Regions from separate parts of the Homo sapiens genome. Here region 1 is linked to region 2. The links are chromatin loops, found by intact Hi-C in ENCODE. Cell type or tissue: IMR-90. All regions are shown on one strand. Links, peaks and the distances in the headings refer to the core of each region. The heading gives the core; the rest is flanking DNA. Region 1 has its middle 160 kb from the start of RUNX1. Region 2 has its middle 120 kb from the start of MIR802.

Evidence for each region. Peaks named below come from ENCODE experiments on the same cell type or tissue, not always from the same donor. Only the 100,000 strongest peaks of a DNase experiment are listed, where the experiment ranks them.
Region 1: it touches region 2 in a loop (2.8-fold over the local background); 4 of 110 quality-filtered maps call a loop at or near these places.

The regions. Positions count from the first base shown.
Region 1 is chr21:35,202,294-35,207,673 of GRCh38, reverse strand. No RefSeq gene overlaps it. Among named protein-coding and RNA genes, the nearest start is that of RUNX1, 160 kb to the right of the region's middle. In IMR-90, for the core only: a CTCF peak has its summit at 2,668 (motif pointing left); DNase peaks (open chromatin) are centred at 2,213, 2,633, 4,133 and 5,043; H3K4me3 peaks cover 612 bases; H3K27ac peaks cover 3,738 bases.
Region 2 is chr21:35,837,825-35,843,204 of GRCh38, reverse strand. No RefSeq gene overlaps it. Among named protein-coding and RNA genes, the nearest start is that of MIR802, 120 kb to the right of the region's middle. In IMR-90, for the core only: a CTCF peak has its summit at 2,808 (motif pointing right); a DNase peak (open chromatin) is centred at 2,814.

The DNA of each region.
Region 1 (5,380 bases), core at 143-5,142, 640 kb after region 2:
GTCCTGCCAGGGTGTTAGGGGCATGGTTATCCTTTCCCTGAGATGGAAACTAGTAACAGTTCTCACATGATGATACACCAGGCTCAGGGAACAGGGCAGCCAAAGCCACACCCGGACACCCGCAGGGGTCCTGGAGAGACTCCCGGACTGGCGATCTCAGGGAACAAACCCCGCTTCCTGACAGGAGCACTGTGAGTGGCAGAGCCCGTGGGAGGCTAAATGTGACCCTGTGAGGAGCAACTGAGTTACAGGATGTCCTCTGTGCTGGGTGGAAGATAACCAGGAAGGAGCTGGACACCTACCCAGCCCCGGGGTCGTCTCCTCCCAGGTCTCTCCTGGCACGTCCTTAACACAGAGTGGTGCCTGGGAGGTTCCCAGCACAAATGCTGGTGCTGGGCACACAGGGGCCAAGGAGACAGGCCAACCCTCCCCTCAGCACTCAGGGTCTGCAGGGAGACCGACTGGAAACAGCTCCTCCCCAGGCCTGGGTGCTGCCCAGAGAGCCCGGGCCCCAGGGTCCTCTCCCCCGAGGCTTTAAGATCCCAGTTTCTACATTTCCCTCTTTATTCCAGAATGTGTGATTTTCCCGGTGTGATTCCCTTTTGTCTCTTTCAGTTGCAGAGCCACACAAGGGTATGCACTATTTCACTCTGATAGGGAAGAAAAAGTGTTTTCACAAATTGAAGTGTGTTGTGGTGGTGTGGGCACCCGCATGGTGAAATGGCAGAGGCATCCCTTGTGAGTGGTTTCTGTCCCTGGGAAGGTTTTGGAAGGCACAGATTCCTTTGGTATAGTTGGAACCTAATGTGGAGACTGCTGGTGGCAGGCATTTCCTAAACATGTGTGGAAGGAAGGAAGGAAAGAAGGACAGAAGGAAGGAAGGGAGGGAAGGAGGAAGGGAGGGGAAGGAAGGAAGGAAGGAGGGAGGGAGAAAGGGAAAGAGGGAAGGAAGGAAGGAGGAGGAGGGAGGAAGGAAGGAAAGAAAGGAAGGAAGGAAGGAGACAGAGGGAGGGGAGGGGAGAGAAGAGAGTCAGAGACACAGAGAGAGGAGGGGGAGGAGGGCTGAAGAACACAGGCGTTCAGACCTCTTCAGGCCTTGGTCAGTCTGAACATTCGTCCACAATCTCATGGTCACCTCCACCCCGACCTTCCTTCTTCCCACTTGTCCGGACATGCGAAAGTCTCCTAGCCCAGGCAGTTAAGAGAGGAGAAGTCATCATTCATGTGCTGCCAACACCTTTGAGTTAGACACGGCCGAGCTTTCTGTAGGTCTGCCTCTTCCAGCGGACACCAGCTCTCCCCACCGGCAGGCAGCAGGGCCCTCCCACTCTTGGGCTCCACCTCCTCACTGTCCCCAAGGCAAATGGAAAGCCAGGTGTGTGTATGAATTCCAGCAAGGCAAAAGAAGCAAGAAAGAGAGCAACTGAGATGTGGAGATTAAAAATAGGATAAACAGGAACTGAGAAGTCTGGGTTTCTATTTTTCTGGTTCACTTTGTTTTCATGCTTCCCTCAGTGAACTCTTGTAATTGTAGTCTCTCCCAATTAAGCAGTCATTTGTAGCTCAGGATAAGAAAATAAAGAAAATAAGACTCCTGAGTTCCCTGCGTGTAGAATTCCCCACCCCTCATCCTCAGAATGCATTCATTCCCAGCACACATGAAAACAATTGTCTGTAGGAAAAGAAGAATCAACTTTAGGCTTTGCCCAGAAATGCCAGCACAGTTCCTTCCATGGTGGTCGATGACCTCAAATTGGAAATGTGATAAATATAAGAATATCTATACCACATAAAAAACCAACAAGCTCCACACTTTGATTTTGCCCTATTCAGGGCAAGCTCTGATGTAAGAGGATGTCGGATGAACACGGATGCCCACGTGGCTACCCTAGGCCAGGGTTAAATCTCCTGGTGGTGAAAGCCTCTGTGCTACAGGGGAAAAGGTGTGTAGGCCGTGTGTGTGTGTGTGTGTGTGTGTGTGTGTGTGTGTGTGTGTGTGTATCCAGGAGATCAGCAGCCAGAGCTTCATTTATCACGGCTTTGCTTCCTAAAATGTAACTGGAGGCACAGAGAGCTCTTTATAAATCAAAAGGCCCCTAGCTTCCACTAGCCTGAAACAGTAGAGACGGTGGGAGCTGCCTGTGTTGAGTCTGAATGAAACACCCACTCAGCCCAGCTGCAAGCTATCTAAAGCAAATATCCCGACAATGGCCTCTTGCCCAGAAACGGCCTCAGCAGCCTGCCTCCCTGGACAGGAAGGAAGGCGCTCTGGAACAGAACCACTGCCCACGTGGTGGTGGGGGTGTGGGGAGCTCTCTCCTGGTCCCATCTCGCATTTGCCCCAAATCAAAGTAGAGGCTGCTAAACGGCTGATAGAGAAAGATGGACCGTCTAACTGCTAGTCAATGTTTATTGTATTCTTAGAAGCAGCGACTCTTCTCAACTTCCTGTGATCAAAAACGCTTGTTAATCGTTCTTATTAAAAGCCAGATCTCCCAACGTACAACTTTGTTGCACGTGGACTGAATTAAAAGCAGGAGATTGTTTTCATCTCTAGAATTCAGCGAATGCCAAAACAAATGTACATGAAATTGCCGGCCCTTTTTTTTTTCTTTCTTTCTTTCGTTATCTCTTTTCCCTTATTTCCCCCTACAGGAGGCAGCGAAACCTAGTAAAGAAAAAGAGGAAACTGGAACCTGAAGCTCAAAATTACGGGCAGGGAACTCGGATTCTGTCTGGGTGGAAGTGTTAGGTCACAATAGGATCCACTCAACCATCATGTTGCTTTTACTTTTCTCTCCTGCTGGTTTTCCGGGGGTACAGGTTTACAGTATGTGTCAGTGACTGAGACAAGCCCTTCCAAAGTGGCCGTTTTCTTGCTAATGTTAAATTATTTTTGATGCATTTTCTCTAGATTCCCCAGTTCTTGCAGGAAAACATTCAGAATGTGTTTTGATAAAATAGTAGCTCAGAAAAGCTCGTGCATCTTAGAAGCTTGCCATTTAAAATACAGATGTCCAGTTAAATTGAAATTTCGGAGAAGCAACTAATTTTGTTTAATGTTCAGGTAAACAATGAATGATAAAATATTACATGGAGTACATGTATGCTAAAAATGTATTCATGTTTATCTAAAATTTATATTTAAGTGGGTATCCTGTAGTTTTTAAATCTGATGACCCAGAACAAGTCAGCTCATTTGACCACATGTCTGCTGCACATATAGAGAGTTGAACACGTTCTAGGTAGTAATTATTCCCTGATACAATCATTTCGTCTTTATACCGCTACTCAATACCAGTACCCAGAAATGGTTGAGTCACCTAATGTAATTTTGCCAATCTGTTATGAGGTCATAGAAGACCGTCACTGGTAAGCTGCATAGAGAATCTAGGAATTGTTCTAACCGTGGTTCCTGACAAGCTCAAGCCCTCTAGACTTTACTTTTCCACTCCTCTAGCTTGGCTGGAAGGGCTGTAGCCACTTTCTGACTTTCTAGTCAGAGAGCCTTGAATATGAAGAAGGGTGGCCACGTTTCCATCTGCGAGGCTGACAGTCAAGGGCAGGAGTGTCTACCGTTTGCACAGTAGTCTGACGAAGGATTTCTCCCCAGTTGATTCCAAATTCATAATTTTCTGGAGTATAAAGGGACTGAACAGTATGGAGGTAGTCTAAGACATAAGACCTTCCTTTCAAAACTCAACTGCCAAAGTCAATGGAGCTTGCTACCACTTTAAAAACATTCCCAGGTCCAGCACACACGATCTAAAATTAAACTTAATTATCATCACTTGGAGATGCTCTATTAGAGGAAAGTCTGTGAGTCAATATGAAACGTCCTGCTGATCATCATCTGCAAAGTGGCCGAGCCAAGAACTGCTGGGACGCTCTGGCCACATATGGAACAGGACATGATATACATGATCTGATACTCTCATCTTAGACATACATTTTCTTAAACATCGAAAACAACAGAACGATTCTCCTGAGTGACTGTTGGATATACCTTTTTGTATTTTAAAAATGTGCTTGCTCCACTCACAGGGACCCTGCTGCCTGATCACTCAAATCACCTCATGGGAAACTCTGAGAAATGCTTTATTTAGAAGCAGTTCGGACTGTGAGTCATGCAACATTTTGCTGTGTTTTTCTTCTTCAGTTCTCCTGCTCCCATAAACATTTATAGGAAGACAGGATATTTCACTGCGTTTCAAGAGTCCATCTGCCACAGATGCTTGTTCCCCACCTGAAGTCATCAACTTTCAGGAAAGAAAATATCTGGTTTTCTTTCAAATGCTGATAAAGAAAAAAAAAATTGGCAAGGAAAAAGGATGACCCTTGAGTAGAATTACCTCTTCCCTGAGTGTTTCTCACGATTCTCTGTAAAGCATTGGTAGTTTAATGCTGGAATCCACCCTGTGGTCAGAGGCACAGTTTTATAAGATTAATAGTATTCTAAAGGAACACAACAACAAAAGATTAATAGTATTCTAAGGCAAAGAAGTCGCAAAGGACTTTGTCCCCTTCATGAAGCAGTGGAAAAAATTATTCCTTTTCTTTTCGAGGGGAGGGTGTCTGTGGGGAGTGGGGAGTGGCAGGCAGTGTCAAAAGCTTACTTTGACTTCCTGATCACATTTTCCTTCAAAATTTTTCACATTTCATTTAAGCCTGCAAGTATCCACTTACTGAAAATGACCTTCTTCGGATCTAAGAATTCTGATATAATTTAGTTGATTCCTTCTTGATTCTAGGGTAAGTTTATGGGCTTTCTTGACTTTGGATTAAAAGGCAAATTTCCTTTGAGATACAGAAGATCTCTCCCTTTATGCCAACATCAATCCTCTTTCAGTAGCAGTTTCCCAATATTTTCTTGATCTAAAAAAAACAAACAACAACAACAAAAACTTCTTTATTTTTGTTTTTCTCAAACACCTAGTTATCTACTTTCTTTTTGGATACTTTTCCTTTTATGTTTTTATTACCCTTTGCCTTCAGTATGTTAGAAGGAGGTTGCCAAATTTCCTCTGAATATTAGCTTAGTCACTAAGAGTACTGGATTTAAGAGGTTGCTTTTCTCTACTAAGCAATACAAAGTAGATGTTCTTGATTATGTCTCTTTTTAGTGGTAGAAAACAGTTCATAGTCATCACTGAACATCATTCACTGGGCCTGGAACCTGAGTCTGAAGGGTTGAGGAAGGCAGTGTCATGCAGTCTTGGGGAACAGAGGCTCTCTGGAGCCAAGACACCTGAGTTCAAACCCCAGTTCTGTCACTTGCTAGCTGTGTGAGCTTCAAAAATTGAACTAACTACTTGAAGCCTTGGTTTTTCCCTCTGTAAAATGGAGAAAAAAGTGGTACCTACCTCATTGGGTTGTGAGG
Region 2 (5,380 bases), core at 195-5,194:
GGAGGTTACAGAGTCCCATGATAGGCCATCTGCAAGCTGGGGAACCAGGCAAGCCAGTGACATGGCTCAGTTCAAGTTCCTTGGTCTCAGAAGCAAGGAAGCCAATGTTGTAACTCTCAATTCCAGGATGAAGGCCTAAGAGACTGGGGGACACTGGTGCGAGTCCTAGAGTCCTAAGGCTGGGGAACCTGCAGTTGTGATGTCCATGGGTGGGAGAAGAAGGATGTCCTGGCTTTGGAAGAAAGCTCAAATTTGCCCTTCCTCTGCCTCCCGTTCTGTCAGAGTCCCCAGCTGATCAGATGGTGCCCACCACACCAAGGGGGTCTTCCCTCTCAGTCCGTGGACTCAAATGCCAGTCTCCTCTGGAAACACCTTACAGACACAGCTGGGGCAGCCCAGTTATTCTAGTCAAATGCCAAACCACGTGGGTTTCCTTTTCAGCAGAAGAGGGGTTGACACTCAAAGTCAACCATCACAGTATTCAAACTTCAAAATATCCTGGTCTAAAATCCTAAGACAAAAGATGGAATTTTGTATTTGTGATATTTCTGACATTGGCCACAGAAGGAAGTGTACACACACACACACACACACACACACACACACACACACACACACACACACACACATATTTATTAAGGTGAAATTCAAATAACATACAATTAACCATCTTAAAATGAACAAACTAGTGGCATTGGTTGCATTCACAATGTTGTATGGCCAACACTTCTGTCTAGTTTGAAACATTTCCATCACTCCAAAGTAAAGCCCCAGACCCATCAAGCAATTTCTCCCCATTCCCTCCTCCCCCTCAGCTTCTACAGGCACCAGTCTGTTTTCTGTCTTTGTGGATTTATGAATAGCTCATACAAATGGAACCATACAACGTGTAGCTTTTTGTATCCAACTTCTTTCACTTAGCGTCGTGTTTTCGAGGTTCATCCACATGTAAATCCTGCGGAAGAGCTTTTCTTCTGCTTAATGCTGATATATTAGCCCATCTTCATACTGCTATGAAGAAATACCCGAGACTGGGTAATTTATAAAGAGAAAGAGGTTTAATAGACTCAGTTTCACAGGGCTGGGGAGGCCTCACAAGCATGGTGGAAGACGAAGGAAGGGCAAAGGGACTTCTTACATGGTGGCAGGCAAGAGAGCGTGTGCAGGGGAACTGCCCTTTATAAAACCATCAGATCTCATAAGAACTGCCCTTTATAAAACTGTCAAATCTCGTGAGACTTTTTCACTACTGCAAGAACAGAGCAGGAAAATCCTGCCCCCATGATTCAATTTCTTCCTACCAAGTCCCTCCCTCCACACGTGGGTATTATGGGAGCTACAATTCAAGATGAGATTTGGGTGGGGACACAGCCAAACCATATCAGTTTGAGTAGGCGTTTTAAGAAACGCTGATGGCCGGGTGCAGTGGCTCACGCCTGTAATCCCAGCACTTTGGGAGGCAGAAGCAGATGGATCACCTGAGATCAGGAGTTCAAGACCAGCCTGGCCAACATGGCAAAACCCTGTCTCTACTAAAAATACAAAAATTAGCCAGACATGGTGGGGTGTCTCTGTGGTCCCAGCCACTTGAGAGGCTGAGGCAGTAGAATGGCTTGAACTCAGGAGGGAGAGGCTGTAGTGAGCTGAGACTGCGCCACTGTACTCCAGCCTGGGAGACAGAGTGAGACCCTGTCTCAAAAAAAAAAAAAACAAAAAAAACCCAGGAAATGCTGATGCTTTCTAGGCCCTGGAAAGATCACCTCACCAGAGGCTATGGAGGCCAGGCTCTGTTCATGGAACCACACTCTGTCTTCTCACTCTGCTGTGTCCTGGCGTTGGCTCTGAATTAGATTCTTGGGACCTCAACATCGTCTCTTGCTCCTGGACCTTGCTACTTTCTTTCCAGCCTTTGCTTCTCACCTCCCAGATTGGCCCCCATGGTGTGTACTCAGAACTGATGCTGCCTGTCACTGAGGTTGCCCTGCCTTGGCTCTGTATATTTGGATTCAATAGATCTTGAGAGAAAATGAACCTCACAGACATCAGAGAAGAAGAGAAGACAGGAAGTGGACCTGTAAATCTCCAGCCCTTTTTATCTCGTTAGGTTGCTTTGAGGTCTCCTGGGAGAGAGGCAGGAGCAGATGGTGTCTTAATGCCTGGGCAGGAAGAAGATGCTGAATTAGGATCACTCCTAGAAAAGGTGATGAGTCAAAAGGTTTTTACCAGCACCTTGGGAGGCTGGGGCAGGTGGATTACTTTAGCCCGGGAGTTTGAGACCAGCCTGGGCAACTTGGTGAAACCCCATCTCTACAAAAAAAAAAAAAAAAAAATTAGCTGGGCATGGTGGTGCACATCTGCAGTCCCAGCTACTCGGGAGGCTGAGGCACAAGAATCACTTTAGAGGTTGCAGTGAATCAAGATTGCGCCACTAGACTCCAGCCTGGGCAACAGAGCGAGACCCTATCTAAAAAAAAAAAAAAAAGTTTTTAGTGTATACCTGAAGTAAATTCATTATCAGAATTTAAACTTAAAAATGATTTGCATATGGCTTTTTGTCTTTCATGTTTTATTGTATTTTCACTAAAAAAAACAAACCTTAATATGTAATCAGTTCTATTGCTATTTTTGACTTCACCTGTTTTGATCTTTTCCCTAATTTGTATAGTCTCACTATGTTTTTAAACATTTTTGAAGTCATAGAATTTGTCTTTCTGGAATTGGAAACTTGCATCTACTAAATTTTAATAACTTTTCTGTTGAGCTGATTGTACTTAGAGAGCACTTACTATTCAAGCAGCCCTACAGAGCCACTAGGTGGTGCTCACATGCTATTGTAAACAGATTCAGCTGTTGAAGTTAAATTATTTGGAAAAACACTTTGTCTTCATTTTAGGTAAATGCAGAAATTGGCCCTATATACTGTATGTGCTTTTTGGATTACAGATTTTTCAGCTCCCTTCTCCTTTATTGACTGCCTTTTCCACTATGGCATTATGGTTAAGCAGAAAGACTCTAGAGTAAGACTAATTTAAAACACTGGCTCTGTCATTCACTTACTCTGTAACCTTGGGTAAGTCACTTAACTTCAATTTTCTCATCTGCAATGGGATTAATAATAATACATACCTCCTGGAGTGGTTGTGAGAATTTAAAGGTAAGTATATATTAAGCACATAATGTTATATGTGTTTGCGTTTATTATTAATGTTTTTGTTTTTGTTATGGCATTGCTAATCGCTTAGACAAATGTTTCCTAGTACCAGTCCAAGGACCAGCAAAATCAGAATCACTTAAGGATCTTATTTAAGATGTCAGTTTCTGAGCTCTATACCTGGAGCATCTATTTGAGTCACTTTGGGGTAGGGCTTAGGTATGCACATTCTTCAACAGCTTCTCAGTTGATTCTAAGGCTCAGCTAGATTTGGGGATATTGTTGTCTACCCAAGTTCAATCAAAGTGTGTGAAGCTAATAATATTTACATACTAGCAATTTCCAATTCCCCTTCAGTATGTAGTGTGCATAGTCCAAAGCTCTGTCCCCTGGATTTCTTCTCTCCACTGTCATTCAAGGCCAGCTCCTGAATGAGGCAGTACTGCGGTCACTGGCTATTTTTGGCTTGTATCCTCAAACTCAGCTGACTTATGGGTCAATGATACTCTGACTTACTGATTTAATCTTGGGTATTTTCCTCCTCCATGGGCTGGTCATAAGGGACCTCCCATGTGGCCATAGGTGTGAGCTCAAGAGAGGCACTGATGCAATAATGATGAATAATATGGGGTCTGAGCTACCTGCTTGCATAGCTTGCTATGCCCTTGATGAGGATATACCGTTTCCATCTTTCCATCAATTACTGCTGCACTTGCCCAGCTGTGTGGCTTTGTGGGTGTGACAGGACCTGGCTCATCATGAATGGCTGATACTTGGTGTCCCGTGGTCAGATATGCCATGTCTTCCAGGGCCCAACAGCATGCTAGGAGCTGTTCTTTCCAAAGTTATATCGTTCTTGCTATAGTTGGCACAGTGTTGCTCTAGAACTCTTAAGTGTCTGAGTTGTGATTTGCCAATGTGGATTGCCAGACACGACAGGGTATCTTTTTCCGTCACCACTACCTCTAATGCCTTAGCAACTGCTGGGTCCTTTGGCCAAGCTGTGGGGCCAGTCGCCTTGCAGCCTGGACCTTTTGCTGTTTTGGTTCCTATTCAAAACTGGCAGCCTTTTGGGTCCCTTGCCATGTGGGTGTGATCAATATTCCCAATTGTGGAATTAATATTTCCAGAATCCAAAGAGTGTTGTGTTACATTCTTTGTTTTAGGGGAGTAAAATGTAGAATTTATTCTTTACTTTGGCCAAGTTATCCTGGCATGCTGCAGATCCTGGACTTTTAAAAGTGTACTAATGTGGCAGGCCCCTGAAGCTTCATAGAACTTTTCCTGCCTCTTTATTTATTTTATGAGTCTGACTTACAAAGGTCCCAGCACACTTGCCACTTCTTGTTCATTGGGTCTGGTTTACAAGTGTCATCACCACGATGATGTTCTGCAGAGGTCCAAGTGGCCCAGGTGTCCTCAGACAATATGATGACATGGTAGGGAGAGTTAATATAGCCCTGGGTCAGTGCTCTAAGTGAATACTGTTGTGTGTTCTGAGTGACTGTGAACTGTTTCTGATCCTCCTTTCTGATAGAGATGAAAAGAACACAGTCCCCAGATCAAAGGCTGCACAGCATGTACCTGGGGCCTGTGCTTTAGTGAAGATACAACATATGGCAAGGAAGCTTCAGAGCCAGCTGTGGGCTGCTACTTGTTTGAGTTTACAGGAGTCTGTCATCCTCCAGGACCTGTCTGGTTTCTGCAGGGACCAAATTAATTAAATGGTGATATGAGAGGGGACATACCCCTGCACCCTTAAGGTCTTTAAGGATAGTTCTAAGCTTTAAGATCCAAACCTCCCCTAACCCCTACCCCAGAATGTGCTGTTATTTTTGATTTACTGTTTTGGCTGGGGTGGACAGTTTTAGAAACTCTCCCTTGTCCTTTCTCACTGATAGCTCTTATCTCACACACCAAGAAATCTGTGGAGGTGGAGAATTGCAAACACCCTCTATTAGTCTGTTTTCATGCTACTGATAAAGACATACCTGAGTCTGGGTAATTTATAAAGAAAAAGAAGTTTAATGTACTCACAGTTCCACGTGGCTGGGGAGGCCTCACAATCATGGTGGAAGGTGAAAGGCACGTCTTATGTGGTGGCAAGCAAGAGAAGAAGTGCCAGCAGGGGAAATGCCAGACGCTTGTAAAACCATCAGATCTCGTGAGAACTCACTCACTATCATGAGAACAGTATAGGGGTAACCACCTCCATGATTCAATTATCTC